Regions from separate parts of the Mus musculus genome. Here regions 1 and 3 are each linked to region 2. A link is a loop called in an ENCODE intact Hi-C map of the cell type or tissue named here. Cell type or tissue: left cerebral cortex. All regions are shown on one strand. Each heading gives the region's core, and the rest is flanking DNA. Links, peaks and the distances in the headings are about the cores only.

Region 1 (5,333 bases), core at 264-5,263, 150 kb after region 2:
GCACACATGTGATATGCTCACACACATGTGATATGCTCACACACATGTGATATGCTCACACACATGTGATATGCTCACATGTGTGCACACATATGATATGCTCACACACCTGTGATATGCTCACACACATGTGATATGCTCACACACATGTGATATACTCACACACATGTGATATGCTCACACGTGTGCACACATATGATATGCTCACACACATGTGATATGCTCACACACCTGTGATATGCTCACACACATGTGATATGCTCACACACATGTGATATACTCACACACATGTGATATGCTCACACGTGTGCATGGGCTTGCAAGGGCCAGAGGTCAACATCTGGTAGCTTCCTCAGTCACTAACCCTGTTCTGTTCTTTTGTTTGCTTTTTGTGTTTTGTTTTGTTCTGAAACAGTCTCTTTGAGCCTCGGGGGTCCTCCCATCTGTACCTCCTCTGAGCTGGAATTGGAGGTGTATGCTTCATGCCCAGGTTTTCATTTGGACCTGCAGTTTTACTCACTGGGCTATCTCCCCAGCCCCCTTCTCATAAATTCTTTGTGTCTGCCACTCAGTAACAGTTCCAGTAACTAGCTATTTGTTTTCCTTTTTAAGATTTAATTTGTAAGTGTGTGTGTGTGTGTGTGTGTGTGTGTGTGTGTGTGGTATGTGTGCATCTGTGGGGGTAATATATGTATATGTGTACAGGTACCCACAGAGACCAGAGGCAGGTCTGTAGATCCCTGGAGCAGGAGTAACAGGAGGCTGTAAGTCACCTGCTGTGGGATCTGGGAACTCATTTCAGGTCTTCTGGAAGAGGAGCCCTGTGCCTTTCCATCTCCCTCAGTCTTGCCTTAACTTCCATGAGAGCAGGAATTTTATCTCGATGATCACTGAGTCCTCCCGGCCTAACTGACTCAGTCAGAAGGGAATTCAGTATCTCCTATTGGGTGGTTCTCTTTTCTGTCCTTCTGACTAATGGCTCACCCCTGCCTCATCTTTGAGATGTTCACATCTTGTTTAAAGTACTTATTAGCCCTCCTGTGTTTCAGTTGTCTATTACCACAGGATAAACACACACACACATTCAGTGACTTTTTTGAGCCAGGGTCTTATGTAGCCCAGACTGGCCTTGAACTCTATCTGCAGCTCAGGGGTGAACATGAACTCCTGATCTTCTGCCTCTACCTCCCCACACCAGGATTACAGGCATGTGTACATTACCTGGATTACAGGCATGTGTACATTACCTGGTCTACACAGTGCCAGTCTACACAGTACCTGGTCTAAACAGTGCCAGGCCTCATGCTCACAAGGCAAGCACTCTACCCACCGACCTCCTCCACAGCACTGATCCATCGCTTCCTATGAGTCTATGGGTTAATGGGCTCAGCTCACCAGTTCTCCTGGATCCGGGTCATACATGCTGCTGACTTCTGCTGGAGCTCAGCTGGGCAGAACACCCATGGAGACATCACTCAGAAGACAACAGCTGGTGCTAGTCTTTGCTTGGGCCTCTGGTTCTCCCCATCATGACCTTCCTCCTCCGCAAACTAAAGAGGGGTTCTCAGGATGTGGCAGCTGGGCTCTGAGAGAGCAGAAGTTATGTAGACATGGGATTCTGGCAATGCTGCCTCTGTTCCATGCTGTTGACCAATGCAAGCCATGAGGACACCCCAGATCCAAGGGAGGGAAACAGAATCCACCTGTCAGTGGAGAGGCATGTACAGCAAAGGGAGAAATAGTTGAGCCAAGAGTGGTAGCTTATACTTATAGTCCCAGCACTGGGGAGACTGAGGCACAAGGACCGACAGAGTTTGAGAGCAACTTAGGCTCTATAGTGAGTTTCAGGCCAACATGGACACCAACCCTATCTCAAACAAACAAACAAACATGATGGTAATCTCCCATTGTGATCATTGTAGGATCTTTGTTTATGTTGAAGGAGTCACTCTATTCCAAAATGTTTGGCAGCTTATTGTCCTTCCTAATAAATAAGCATGATATCGTCCCCCTCCCCCTCCCCCTTCCCCTCCCCCCTCCACCTCCCCCTCCCCCTCCCCCTCCCCCTCTCCCTTTCTCACCTGTTGAACAACTGAGGAGATAATGCCATTAAAGCTTACACTGACCGAGGGCTCGAGGGCTCGGGTGTAGCTAAGCAGGAGAACACGTTCCCAGCATGCACAAGGCCTGGCATCAGTTCCAGCACTGACATCAGTTATTAATAGATAAAAATGAAACTTCTGTTTAGAAGGAATTGGATTGCAATATGTTGTTCAATTAGTATGCACTTGCCTAGCATACATGAAGCCTAGGCAACAAGTTCAAAGCCATTCTAAGCTATACAAAACCCACTTAAATAACAACAATGTAGTGGCACATACCTGTAATCCCAACAACTCTCAGAGGGATGAGGCAGGAGGATTGAAGTTAAGGCCAACCTGGACTACACAGAGAACTATTGTCTTAGGGAAAACAAACAAACAAAAAGGGGGAGTTGTGGGGAGAGCTTTGACATTTCCTTGACAGGGATGGTCTCTTCCTATTCAGAAGGAAAATTCCCTGTTGCAGAACTTGGTATTTCCTATGAATGTCCCCTGCAGGAATGCCCTGTTGAGAGGCTGTTGGGGTTTTATCAGCTAATGTTTATATTCATTAGGTTTGAGTGTTTGCTGTAACAAACCTTATATTTTCACCCTAACATATGGGACTTTAATTCTTACACCTCTGACCTCCCAGTGCATGTCCAAGTCTGAGGGCACTAGGCTCCAGACAACCTGCTAGGACTCAGGGCAATGGCAGCTCCACCTTCTTCAGCCCTTGACTTCCAAAGCTTACGGAGGAGAAATAAAATGAGGATTTGGATTTGTTGTTGTTGTTGGAGGTCAAGTCTAGAAGTTGTATACATCACTTCATTTTGCATTTCATAGCCACAGCTTGGTCATGTAGCCTAATGCTGAAAACCCTCAAATATTCTCCAGCTGTGGACACAGAAAAGAGAAAGTCATTTCCATGATGGCCACCATAAAGTGCACACTGTGCCTGATGCACAAGGCTCAGGATCTTTAGGAGTCCTGGGAAGGACATGGTGAAAGTGTAGGAGACTTAATGTTTAGAAGCCAGGCGTGGTAGCACACGCCTTTAATCCCAGCACTCGGGAGGCAGAGGCAGGCGGATTTCTGAGTTCGAGGCCAGCCTGGTCTACAAAGTGAGTTCTAGGACAGCCAGGGCTACACAGAGAAACCCTGTCTCGAAAAAAAAAAAAAAAAACCAGAGAGAGAGAGAGAGAGAGAGAGAGAGAGAGAGAGAGAGAGAGACTGTTTAGTGTTTAGGTTTGTGCACAGTGCCATCTGCTGCTCAGAAGAAGAAACTGGAAGTGGATAGCACTGGACCTGGGACTCACATTAGAAGAATCAGAAAATGGAGCTACTTCACTCAAATCTTACCTGGTTTGGTAACCAATGATATCCATAAAACTGTTAATTTTTTAGTTTTAACAAACACCAGCTGTGCTGGTTAGTCTTTGTCAGCTTGACACAAGCTAGTTATTTGGAAAGAGGAACCACAATTTGAGAAAATGCCCCCATCAGATTGCCTGTAGGCTAGTCTGTGGAATCGTTTTGTTGTTTGTTTGTTTGTTTGTTTGTTGTTTTACTAAGTGATTGATGTGCACAGACCCAGGCCACAGAAGTGGTGCCATCCATGGGCAGGTGACCCTGCATGGTCAAAGAAGGCTGAATAAGCCATAAAGGGCAGGCCAGTAAGCAGCACCTACTCCTCCATGGCCTCTGCCTCAGTTCCTGCCTGAAGAACCTGCCCTGCTTGAGTTCCTGCCCTGACTTCCATCAATGATGGATTGCTACCTGGAGGTATAAGGTAAAATAAATGCTTTCATCTCCAAGTTGCTTTGAGTCATGGTGTTTTATCACAACAATAGAAACCCTAAATAAGACACCAACAAAATACCGTGAAGATGGAGCACAGGAGTTGTTTGGTGTTGGTTTATCTTCCTTTGGCTTTAAGCTATGAAGCAAACACAGGAATGAGAATCAAGAAGACCATGTGAAGACTCAGATGTAGGGATACAGCTATGTTATTACAACGGGTAATGGAATGCTTAAATAGGATGGAAAGATCTAGATCTAACCCCAGTTCATCTTGGTTTTAGGGTGAGGGAATGGGTAACTTTTAAATCTTTCCAGCTGAGAATTGTAAACAAAGCATAGATAACACATTTCAAGATGGCAGTTGAAGCCAATGAACATACTGGATCCCTCTGGGACTATGTTTTGTTGGTTTTTTGTTTTGTTTTGTTTTGTTTTGTTTTTGTTTTTTTTCTTAATTTGGTTTGTTTTCCTTTTTTAAAAAAATCCAAATCCTTGTGTTATGATTTCCACATCTAAAACATCTGCCACTTACAAGGTTCTGAATATGCATGTGCTCATAAGTTGGAGAGATGGGACTTGCTAACTAATTATAAGTTGGTGGTAAAGGGATAGATTTGCTAGCTTGGTATGACTGATGAAGTTCTATTATCAATCATGATCAATAGCTAATCAACTACTGAGTATCATCTGTGAGTTAAGAACATGCTACTTGCTGTACATGTATTTATATTAATTTGTGTGTTCTACAATTTGTATGTTAGATCATACGTGCAGAGCCCTCCTGAATGGGACTAGTATAAAAGATACTCATAGGAGCTCTTTGCCTTTCATCAGACGTACGCACAGTAAAAAGGAGCCACCAGCTCACCAAGCCTGTCAGAGACCTTGGCCTCCAGCATTCTGAGAAATAAATCACTGTTATTTATAAACCACCCAGCCTATGGTATTTTGTTATAACTGCCCAAACAGACAAAGGCACCCTGGAGACAGGCAAAGACACTCTCTGGAGAGTATTATTGTTAGGCCACAGCCTTCCTGAGAACAAAGACTCAGGAAGAAGTGGAAGTATGGAAGAAGGGAAACTGTCAGGCAAGTAACTGACTGTCAAAATTGGGTGCTATGCTCTGGTCCCAACGTGCAGGCAGGCTGCTGAAACAAGACATTTCCCAGTGTGTGGTGCTGACCTTAGGTGAGCCCTCTCTGTTCTCTCCTCTGCTCAGTTCTCCCTCCCTCAGGCATTGATATCAAGATAGCTTTGGAAGCCAAATATTGAAGGTGATGGAGCCTTCTTCAGTGTTCATCTTTGACTTAAAAAATTAACATGTGTGTGTACATGTGTGCACACACATGTATGCATGTGTGCATGCATGCATGCATGAGTGTGTGTGTGTGCACGCACATGCATGCGCGCATGCGTTTGAGTTTTACATATGAGCCAACTTGCAGGTA
Region 2 (5,333 bases), core at 250-5,249:
AAATTACAAGGTTTAAGAGGTGTGGCTTTGTTGGAGGAAGTGTGTCACTGGGGGTGAGGCTCTGAGGTTTCAGAAACACAAGCCAGGCCAATCTCTCTCTCTCTCTCTCTCTCTCTCTCTCTCTCTCTCTCTCTCTCTCTCCCTCTCCCTCTCCCTCTCCCTCTCCCTCTCCCTCTCCCTCTCCCTCTCCCTCTCCCTCTCCCTCTCTCTCTGTCTCTCTGTCTGTCTGTCTGTCTGTCTTCTCTCCCCCTTTCTGATTCCCTCTCCTCTCTCCCTACCTGCCTGCAGATCAGAATGCAATCCTCAGCCTCTGCTCCATTGCCATTCATACCCACCACGATGGCAATGGACTAAAGCCCTGAGCTGTAAGTCAGCCCCCAGTTTAACACTTTCCTTTACAGGCGTTGCTTTGGTCGTGGTGTCTGTTCGAAGCAAAGAACAGTGACTAAGACACCGAGATAATCTTCTCTCTCTCTCTCTCTTTATAAGTTAATTATCTCAAGATTATGTCATAGTGGTAGAAGGTTGACTAGCACAGAGGCTGCTGACCCCCAAGCCTTGTCCTTTCTTGTACGGCCTTGGCTGACCTCTTGCCTAGAGCTGAGATGACAGCTTGAAGGCAGGGCTGCTTAGGAAACCATAATCTCTACAAGGGAAGCCACACATCTTCTGTTTACTACTTTTATTACTTGATGGCTTGGGTACAGTCAAGGGAGGGTCATGGCAGAAGCAATCTCTGTGAGCAAATCTCAGCTCTGAGGCGTCTTAGCGTGTGATCTCATGATGATGGCAAAGGCCTCACATAGTATATCCGGACCTCCTTTCAGATCTGCACTGAACTGAAGCTCTGCTCCTAATATGGAGGTGCCATGAGGAAGGGACTCTGGCAGGTAATTAGTGTTCAATGGGTGAGCTGTGAGTGTCTTTATTAATAGAAAGAGGAGACAGCAGACATCTCTCTCTCTGCATGTGCCTGTAAGAAAAGCTATGACCAGACTCAGTGAGAAGCTGACTTTCTGTAAGCCAGCAAGAATGCCTTCCCAGAAAACAAGCTTCCAGAGCCTTGATCTGGGGTTTCCAGCATCCCAAACTATAGAGGAATCAATTTCTATCATTCAAGCCACACATCCTGTGCTCTTTTGTTATGGTGCCCCAAGTAAACCAGCACAATAATGAAGGCCACTCTCAACACTACATCAACTATTCAGTATAAGTCTATAGGAAAGATGGTTTGTTTTGTGCAATGCAAATGAGGTATGGGGAAGCCACATGCTTTAATGGTGAAAGGTATGCCTTGCATACACACAGACAGATATACAGACAGGCAGACAAACAGACAGACACTGATAAACACACACACACTGATGCACCAATGGAAAGGTTGTCCTTGTACTAGAGATTAGGGTGATACAATCCTGAGAATCAGAAAGATGCTCTCCGGGGTGATAGGATCATTCTATATCTTGTCTTACATCTTGGTGGTGTCTCTATGGGTGTATGGATTTGTCAAAATTCATCAACCTATGCACTAACATGTATGTTATATAACTTGTCACTCAAAATGATCACAAAGTTAAAACATTTTATTCTAAATGAATAAAAAGACATAAGTTGAGCTGTAAGTCTTAGTTCTGACTTCTGTCTTCACCACATATCAATTATGTGGTACTGTTTAAGGCATACAGCCTGTGACTTCATGTCTTTGGATCTTTCAGATTCCAGTTTCTCATCTTGTGTTTCTCTTTCTCTCTCCCTCTCCCTCTCCCTCTCCCTCTCCCTCTCTCTCTCATTCATGTAGCCCAGGCTAGCCTCAAACTTGCTATGAATCTGAGGATGACCTTGAATTCCTGATCCTCCTGCCTCCACCTCCCAAGTGCTAAGAAAGCAGTCTGCTATTTTCTTAAGATGTATTTCATAAAGGTAATTCATTCATTTATATGTTCATGCAATGAGTATGTAATGAACACCTGCTACATGTCAGGGTCTGATCAGGTAGACAGCAGGAAATGACCATCTGGAAAATATAGTCAAAACCCAAAGCCTACCAGGGCCCTGTGACCACAGAGTTGATTGCCTGGGGAGAGAGGAGGAGGAAGCTACAAGCAAGATGAGAGGAATGTCATCAGCTGCGTGGTGAAGGAGAAGCTCCCAGAGGAGCTTCCAAGTTTCAGAGCAGGAGGAAAGGGAATCTGTACAAAGATCAGAAGGAGTCAGGCTCTGTGTGCAAAGGGCTTGAGGACCGGGTAGAGTGTTTGCCTGGTATGCATGAGATCCCGGGTTCTAACCCCTATACCACCAAAAAGGAAGTTAATAAAACGGTGAACTTAACCCTGGGCAAAGTCAACAGGTGGCATAGAGGCCACTTGGTAAATTTCCATCATCACTGGATGCATGTGCCATTTGCCTCAGTGACTGAGCACCACAGTCTGTGTAACGTTAACAGGCTCATGGGCCAGAGACAGATGGAGCCCATCCAGCTTCCCACTGAGCTCCTGAAACGAAGACTTCTGTATAAGCATTTTGAGTTGTTCTCATGAGACGTCATGGCTAGCAGGCTGAAAAAACTGCGTGGCAATTTGCCAGCTGCCTGATTTTAAATCTAGTCCCTTCGGTGGAAAATGAAATTGAGAACAAATTTCAGAATTCTAATTGGAATCTGTCCCCTGCAGGGAGAAGTCTATTTTTAATGTTTCAATACATTACCCTGGAGAATTCTGGGAACCCAGCCTGTGTTCACATTTCATGCCAGGGAATAAAGCGAGGGGGAGGCACTAGCTTGCCTCCTAAGGATGAAGCCCACACTATCCCACAGGTCTCCATTTCTCTGAGTTTGAGCCTCAAAATCTACTGAAAGTACAAAGAGCAGGTACCCTGTGTTCAGCCGATGAAGAAGAGGAGGGAAGGAAAGAAAATTCCAGAGAGAAGTTGAAATATTGAATTTTTGTTCTCTTGACATTAAGAGTCTATTCTGAAGAGAGCTGATTTGTGTGTGAAACTTAGCCAGCGGAGGGGACAACAGGAAGGTAAGGGGAGCCCTAGCACAGTGTTCCTCTTGGTATGACAAGTCAGAGTTTGTGGGAGGAGAGAGATGATGCATTTGAGGAGATACAAGCAGGTCATGTCCAATGCTTATGACTCTTGGGGAGATGAAAAACCGTCTTTCCTGCACTCAATGGTTTGATAAAGTGCTAGAAACATCTGGATGCATTTATCACGTTTCAGAAGAAAAAGCCAACAAAAGGTGGGCTAGACAACTCCAGTGTAAGGAAAACTGACTTGGCAAATCCCCCAGCCCAAAGCCTTGAGCATTTGAGTCACAAAATGAATGTCCAACTCACTGGTACCAACCTGGTGTCTGACACCAAAATTATTTAAATTAGTTGAATTCAGATAGTTCTCAGAGGTCCAGAATGGCACTTTGTGAAAGACACCTGAGTTCTCTTGTGCGTTCTCACTTTAACCAGCCACTCCCACCTCAGAAATAAAGGACAGGCGATCCAGCCCCTGAGAGTTCCAGGAGAAAAGAGGGAAACTGATCGGTGGTATGTGTGGTTGGAAAACGTACAGCTGCAGCCAACACAGGGTTTTCAAGCAGAAGTGGGCTCTATGCGACAGGAGTTATGGTGTTGGTAGGATTTTCCCACGACTGTGTACTCTTCCTGAGATGAAATTTGGTCCTGGCTTCTCAGTTTCCCCTAACTCATGACATGCTCCATGCCACAAGGAGGCCATTGGTCATGATCAGACATGTCATGAATAGGAGGGGGTGCTTCTGGGTTCCCTGTCTCCTACTGATGATCGAGATAGTAGAGGACAAGAAAATTCTTGTTTGCCTTGAAAGTGTTTGCCTTGAAAGCATGAGGATACCAGTTGATCTCTAGAACTCTCGGTGGTGGTGGTGGTGGTGGTGGTGGTGGTGGTGGCGATTCAGGCATACTCCTGCTTACTGGGAATTCAAGAGCCAGTGAAGGGGGATGGGCAGATCCCCAGGACTCACTAGCTCTCCTGCTAGTGTACTTGCCAAGTCCCACGCCATCAAGAAACACAGTAAGGAGAGGGAGGAGAGAGAGAGAGAGAGAGAGAAAGAGAGAGAGAGAGAGAGAGAGGAGAGAGAGAGAGAGGAAGAGAAGAGAGGAGGAGAAGAGAGGATAGGATAGGATAGGATAGGATAGGAGAGGAGAGGAGACGAGACGAGACGAGACGAGACGAGACGAGACGAGAAGAACAGAGAAGAACAAAGATGAAGAGCACCTGAGGTTGTTTTCTGACCGCCACACAATGGCCTCTCATGTGTACACACCAAAGCAAAGTCTCTAATGGTAGCAGGATGGATGTCCTTTCCAATTACTAAGGTTCTTGGAGAATACAAAAGAAAAGAAAGAAAAAAGCATTTCTCTCTAACTGATGTGCTGCGTTCCTCTCTGAAGTCCCCTGTGATATACAGTTCTTGGCAAACAGGCAGAAGGAGTGGATCTGAAAGATTTATGCCTCAGGGACACTGAGTGAGTTGTTACCTGAATGGGAGCAGGGGAAGAACCAGGTGGGTTCCTCCCACCAACTGTTACAAAAACTTTCCACATAGCCTAGGGCTGGTTAACCCAGAGATTTGCAACAGCTTGCCTCTTCCAAGCTAAACACTGGGGTCTGAGTTATTAACTCCAACTAATGCAACTGCCTCGAGGAATCCAGGGCAAAATGAAACTTACAAAGGAAAACACTTAAATGTGGCGTGCAAAAGACCGTGGGATTTAGGAAAAACTCCTATTTGGAAGAGATTGATGCATGTGAGAAAGTTTTTTACAAAATCAGCCCCCTTGATATGTCTTAAGGGGCCATGTTGAAGGTAATATAGATATGAAAATGTTTGCTTGGCTGATTGGTTTTAAATTTACAAGTGACATTAAACAGCCTCACAGAAAGAAACAAAGAAGGGACATCTGGAGTCTTGGTTTCATGCTGCTCACTGATACAGAGAAGAGATGACAAGAACATAAATTCCAGACTCTGTTGTGGTATGTCACAAGGACAGTCCTTTGTTCATAAAGCATTCTTTCTACTGCTGGAAATTTCTTCATGAAATTCAGGAAACCAGCAGAGAAGATGTTGCTATAGACCACTGTTTATGTTCCACATGATACCACAGATCGACAACCTCATCCATTCTGTAGAGAGCCAATGATAAGATAGGTTGAGGACTGAAGAATTGATTCAGCCATTAAGAACACTAGCTTCTCTTGCAGAAGACCTGGGTTTGATTCCCAGCACCCACATTGCAGCTCATGACTATCTCTAACTCCAGTTCCAGGGGATCTGGCATCCTCTTCTGGCCTCCA
Region 3 (5,333 bases), core at 264-5,263, 74 kb after region 2:
AGGATTGCAGGTGCAAGCCACCTTGCTGGGATGTTTGACATGAGTTCTAGAGACCCAGTTCCAGTCCTTATGCTTGTAAGGCAATCCCTTTGTCAAATGAGCAACCTTTATGACCTTTCTTTTAACATATCTAGGAACTTGAGCATGCTAGGCAAACACCATAGACTGAGACTTACAGTACCCATCCTTTAACTCCATCATCATCATCATCATCATCGCAACCACCATCACCACCATCACCATGAGTAATAGCAAATGTTCTTACAAAGCACTTCCCACTATTTAAGGGTTATGTAAGCTAACTCATTAACTTAAGTTTCATGACATCTACCCATCACATAGTCCCATGAGGCTTATTAACTTGGTGACTTACATCTATCTCCTCTCCTGGCTGACCACCCAACTCAGCTCCACCCTCTTTCTCAAGGCTGTTACTTGAAAAGGGCCTATCCTTGCAATTAGTCTAAGAAAAACAAGATTATTTAGGTTCAAAGGTCCTTTAGGGTCAAAGATGTGACATTTCTGGCCCATGATGCATTTTTAGAAAGGTGGCTTATGAAAAAAGACATTGTTCGGATTTGCTGTTCTTCATAAAAGTCACAAAGAAGAGAAAATACCTTTCTTTTTCAGGTCTTGTTAAGTGTAGAGTTATCCCTGGAACTGCTACAGTCCTTTTGCAATCATGAGGAAAGGTAGCTAGCCTGAAGACAAAATACATCAGGGAACACACCAAGAGCAGCAAGTGATTATCTCTGGAGACTTGATTCTCCCAAGCCTGGAACTGGGAAGAGAAGAGAGGAGGAGAAGAGGAGGAAGGGGAGGAGAAGAGGAGGGGAGGAAGGGAGGGGAGGAGAGGAGGGAAGGAGAAAAGGAGAGGAGGGGAAGAGAGGAGGGGAGGAGAGGAGGGGGAGGAAGGGAGGGGAGGAGAGGAGGGAGGAGGGAAGGAGAAAAGGAGAGGAGGGGAAGAGAGGAGGGGAGGAGAGGAGAGGAGGGGAGGAGAGGAGGGAAGGAGAGGAGGAGAGGAGGGAAGGTAGAGCTTTTCTTTCTTTTCTCATGTGATCCTCCACTTCCTCATTCTAAATCATCCTGGGAGAGGTTAGCTGGTTGACACAAAACAAACTCAGGAATATGTTTGTAGACTTTCTCTTTGTTTAATATTTTTGTCTCATTGGTCTTCTGCTTGTTTAAATTTTCATTTTTGTGGGGTTTGTTTTGTCTTTTGTTTTTGTTCAGAGAGAGAGAGAGACAGAGAAAAAGAGAGAGAGGATAAAGTTAGGTGGGTGGGAAGGTAGAAAGGCCCTGGGGAAGGGACTAACATGATCAAGATATATAAAAAAATTTAATTACAAAATATTCTAAATATAAAGAAAATGATTCTTTGACAACAAAAAAGAAAATAAATAAGACGAAGAAAGAATCTAAATTTATTTAGAATCACACCAATCTACCAGTGAGTACACAAAGATCATGAAGACGTTAATAACCAGCATTTGGAAGGAGAGTGATCAGTAAAAATAATAAAGTTTTTCTGACCAACATGAAGAGAAAAAAAAAGGCAAGCCTCTGACTCGTTGGCCTGCTCTTGGACTCTTTCCTTCCAATAGGTGACCTGTCCAGCTTCCAGGTGCAGCCGTTGCCTGTCTGGGGCGAGGGGGGGTGAACCTAGGACAGAGGGGAGCTTCAGGAAGCTGGGAGGACTGGAGGGAAGGAACTGTGATCAGGATGTAGCATGAGAGAAGAAACTATTTTCAATAATTTTTTTAAAAAAGAAAAGAAAAAAGACATGCACTCAACATCTTAATCCTGAGCAGACAAAGCAAGTGTTTAGGGCTCAAGGAGAGGTTATAATACAGTCAGTCCCCCATTTCAACTATGGACTACCAGCCACAGCCCAAAGGGACATGAACCATATTTCAGACCAAATGTACCTGAGAGACACATGCAGAACACTCTTTCTGATGGCATTGTTAAATAACGGTGTGTATCAAGTTGGGGAGGTGGTGTTAGGAGATCACTTGCCACAGACGCATGAGGGCCTAGAACCCACATCAAGTCAGATATCCACAGTAGTGTGCATCAAGATAGGAGGCAGAGATAGAGTCACACTCAGAAGCTCACAGGCCAACCATCCTGCCTGCACAGCAGTAAGAGATCCAGGGCAAAGAAGGAAGGCAAGGACCAACAACTGAGGTTGTCCTGTGATTTTCCTTCCCACACACTGTATCACGTAGGTGTTCCAGTGGGAGAAGGGAGCCTGTGTACACCCTTAGGACAGTAACCCTAATTAGGGCAGTCGCTCATGACATGATGTGCTTAGAAGACACATGATAATTAAAATAAGCCAGTCAGAGAAGACAAATGCCACATGATCCCAGTTATACATGGAATATCAAAAAGTAGAATTCACTGAAAGAGACCAGGGCTGGCAAGATGGCTCAGTGGTAAGAACACTGACTGCTCTTCCGAAGGTCCTGAGTTCAAATCCCAGCAACAACAAAGTGGCTCACAACCATCTGTAATGAGATCTGATGCCCTCTTCTGGTGCATCAGGAGACAGCTACAGTGTACTTATTTATAATAATAAATAAATCTTTCAAAAAAGAAAAAAGGAAAAAGAAAAAAGAAATAGACCAGAATGGCAGCTATCAAAGGCTAAAGATTATTGGGGGTATGCTGTTCATCAGACATGAAATCAGTTAGAAAAAAATTTATTTAAATATCACATATCTAATATTTTAATAAATATATACATAATTATATATTTAAGTAGTATATATTTATATTAAAACAATTTAATTAAGACTCTATGGTATATCACAGTGACTGTAGTTCATCACAATATATTATTCATTTGAAAATTTCAGAGTCACCTTAGTTAATTAATTAAATTGCAGAAAGGTTAGGTCTTAAATGTTCTAATCATGAGAAAAGAATGTGAGGCAACGTATGTTGATTACTAATTTAGCCATTTTACAATATAGTATATAAATATGGACATGTCATATACAATACATGTAAATTTGGATAGTCAATTCAATTACAAGCCTATCTTTAAATATACTATTAACCCTGGAAATCCTACAGCACTTGGCAAAGTCATGGCTACAATCAAAACCATTGTGCATATCAAGATCCATCATTTACCCTGGGCATCTGTCTGGTTACAGGTATAGTGCCAAGGCTAACTATAAGTGCGGATTATAGCACTTTGAAGAATAGTAGTGGGCTGTCTGGTGTGGGAGTTCATGTCTGTGATGCTCAGGAAGCTGAGGTAAGATCACACAAATGAGATCAGTCTGAGCTTTCATAGCAGAATGCTGTCCCCATCACCACCACCACCAAGAGAGAGGGGGGAGGGAGGGAGAAGAGGAGAGGGGAGAGGGAGAGGGAGAAGGAGAGGGAGAGGGAGAGGGAGAGGGAGAGGGAGAGGGAGAGGGAGAGGGAGAGGGAGGGAGGGGGAGGGGGAGGAGAGGGAGAGACAGGGAGAGGTGATCACAGGAGATGGACAGAGGAGAGGCAAGGGAGACACAAGAGACAAAAATGTTATCCTAGCAGAGTACTGTCCTTAGTCACCTGTCCATGTGTCCTGGAACTGGCAACAGCAGCAGTCCAAGCCACAGGGTAAGCCACAAGAGTGAATGGAGGAGACAGCTGTAGAGCAAGGTCACCAAATGGGAGGAGGTCTGAGCAAAGGGAAAGACCAGGGACCAGACAACTGACTAACCTAAGCCCTGAACAGCTATGTTAGCAATGTCGCTGGTGTAGGTCCTGTGTGTTCAGAGACATGTGAGAGCCGATCTGTTTTTCCAATATGGAGGCCTCCCATATAACCAGGGTGAGTAAATGGGGGTCATGGCCTCTGTGCTAGGAGAGGCTAGAGAAAGAAAATCAAAGAACCCCAGAAACTAGGCAGCATTTCAGAAAGGTGGCCGAGTGTGATCAATAGCTTCCTTACTGGTGGTAGATAAGAAGTGGTGGACACAATACCCCCAGAAGAGCCAAGCCACCACAATGCTGAGCTTATCCCAGGCCAACAATATGGCTCAATAAAGGTGCTTACCACCAAGCCTGAAGAGCTAAGCCTGAAGTGGCTCACCAGGATCCACATGGTAGAATGACCTCCACATGTGCACCACGTGACCCCATCCCCCTCTTAAATAAATTAATTAATTAATAGAGGTAAATATATATTTTTTTACATATTTTTTTAAAAGTTCATCCCACTATGAATACAGGACCAAAGTCACGAGCTTCCTGTCTGGAGTTTCCATTTATAAGAAAGGCCTGGTCCAGCTGGTTGGCATGTCCCGAGTGAGGCATAACTCAGAGAGCAGAACACAGGTCAGCTCAGTACAGGCCAGAGGTTTCCACTGCCCCGCTGGCAGGGGCTGCCCACATTCTTCTCCTCCTGTTTTTCCTCTTAGAATGTGTTTTTATTGTCCTTATCTCCAGCAGCAGAGGGGAGAGCCAGCTGAATGGGGGGCTGACCTAGGTGGAATTTGGAAACCATACACGAGACTGTTTTCTCCACCTAAATTCAGCCTCATGCCACCCATAAAAAGGCAGAGGCTGGGGGAGGTAGAGTGGAGAGAGAGCTATTCTCTGGTGGGAACACGAGGTACTGGGAAGCTGAGGGTGTGGCTCAGAGGACTGATGGAGTTCAAGTTATGAGTCACAGTGGAGACAGGAGCTGAGCTCACATCCAGAAAGACTCAGACTAGGCTGCGAAACCCCAGGCCAGAATGACACCCCATCTTTCTACAGGGAACGAAGGAATGGAAGAGCAAGCTCTTCCCAGTGGAGAGGGTTCCCCCTGAATCTAGAACAGGAAATGAGGAAAGTGATTTGCAAATGTTTCTCCATGGCAGCTCAGCCCATGCATATGTCAAATATAGTGCTTTGCCCCCACCCTCCTTGTCCCAGATGTCCATCCTTAAGGTCCAATGAGGACATTCTCTCTCCTACTCCTGAAATAGTAAGACTATTTCTTAGGGAGAGTGAGATTTGATTTCTGCCCGGCATGTGCCCCGTTCAATACATTGCTATCAAGGTGGGTGTATGAGCAAGGGTTGGAGAATATGGCCCAGTGGCATCCCCTCCTCCTCTTGAGGATAAGGAAGCTTCTTGTGGGGCTGATACAAGGTAAGGAATGGAAGAAAAGGATGGCATAGTAGATTAGACGGTAGAGCAACCACGAATGCCCACCAGTGGGTAAATAAAGAAACTGGTCTGTGTATAAGAGGAAATCTTGGCACCTGTTCTACACGGATGCATCTTGCAAACGTTAAATGATGTAAGCCAATCACGTAAGACAAAGACTGGACTGCTGAGCT

What was found. Hi-C counts contacts between places; a loop is a spot of excess contacts. Peaks named below come from ENCODE experiments on the same cell type or tissue, not always from the same donor. Only the 100,000 strongest peaks of a DNase experiment are listed, where the experiment ranks them.
Region 1: a loop joins it to region 2, with 3 times the contacts of the local background. A loop is called at or near these places in 7 of 42 quality-filtered maps.
Region 3: it touches region 2 in a loop (2.6-fold over the local background); 4 of 42 quality-filtered maps call a loop at or near these places.

Annotation. Positions count from the first base shown.
Region 1 is chr2:5,088,600-5,093,932 of GRCm38, reverse strand. No RefSeq gene overlaps it. Among named protein-coding and RNA genes, the nearest start is that of Gm39755, 12 kb to the left of the region's middle. In left cerebral cortex, for the core only: a CTCF peak has its summit at 3,369 (motif pointing left); a DNase peak (open chromatin) is centred at 3,363.
Region 2 is chr2:5,238,959-5,244,291 of GRCm38, reverse strand. No RefSeq gene overlaps it. Among named protein-coding and RNA genes, the nearest start is that of Gm23118, 18 kb to the left of the region's middle. In left cerebral cortex, for the core only: no CTCF peak of the experiment used is centred there; a DNase peak (open chromatin) is centred at 2,617; H3K27ac peaks cover 1,000 bases.
Region 3 is chr2:5,165,307-5,170,639 of GRCm38, reverse strand. The region is part of intron 2 of Ccdc3 (coiled-coil domain containing 3); the gene reads right to left. Among named protein-coding and RNA genes, the nearest start is that of Ccdc3, 30 kb to the right of the region's middle. In left cerebral cortex, for the core only: a CTCF peak has its summit at 2,580 (motif pointing left); DNase peaks (open chromatin) are centred at 4,707 and 5,221; H3K27ac peaks cover 83 bases.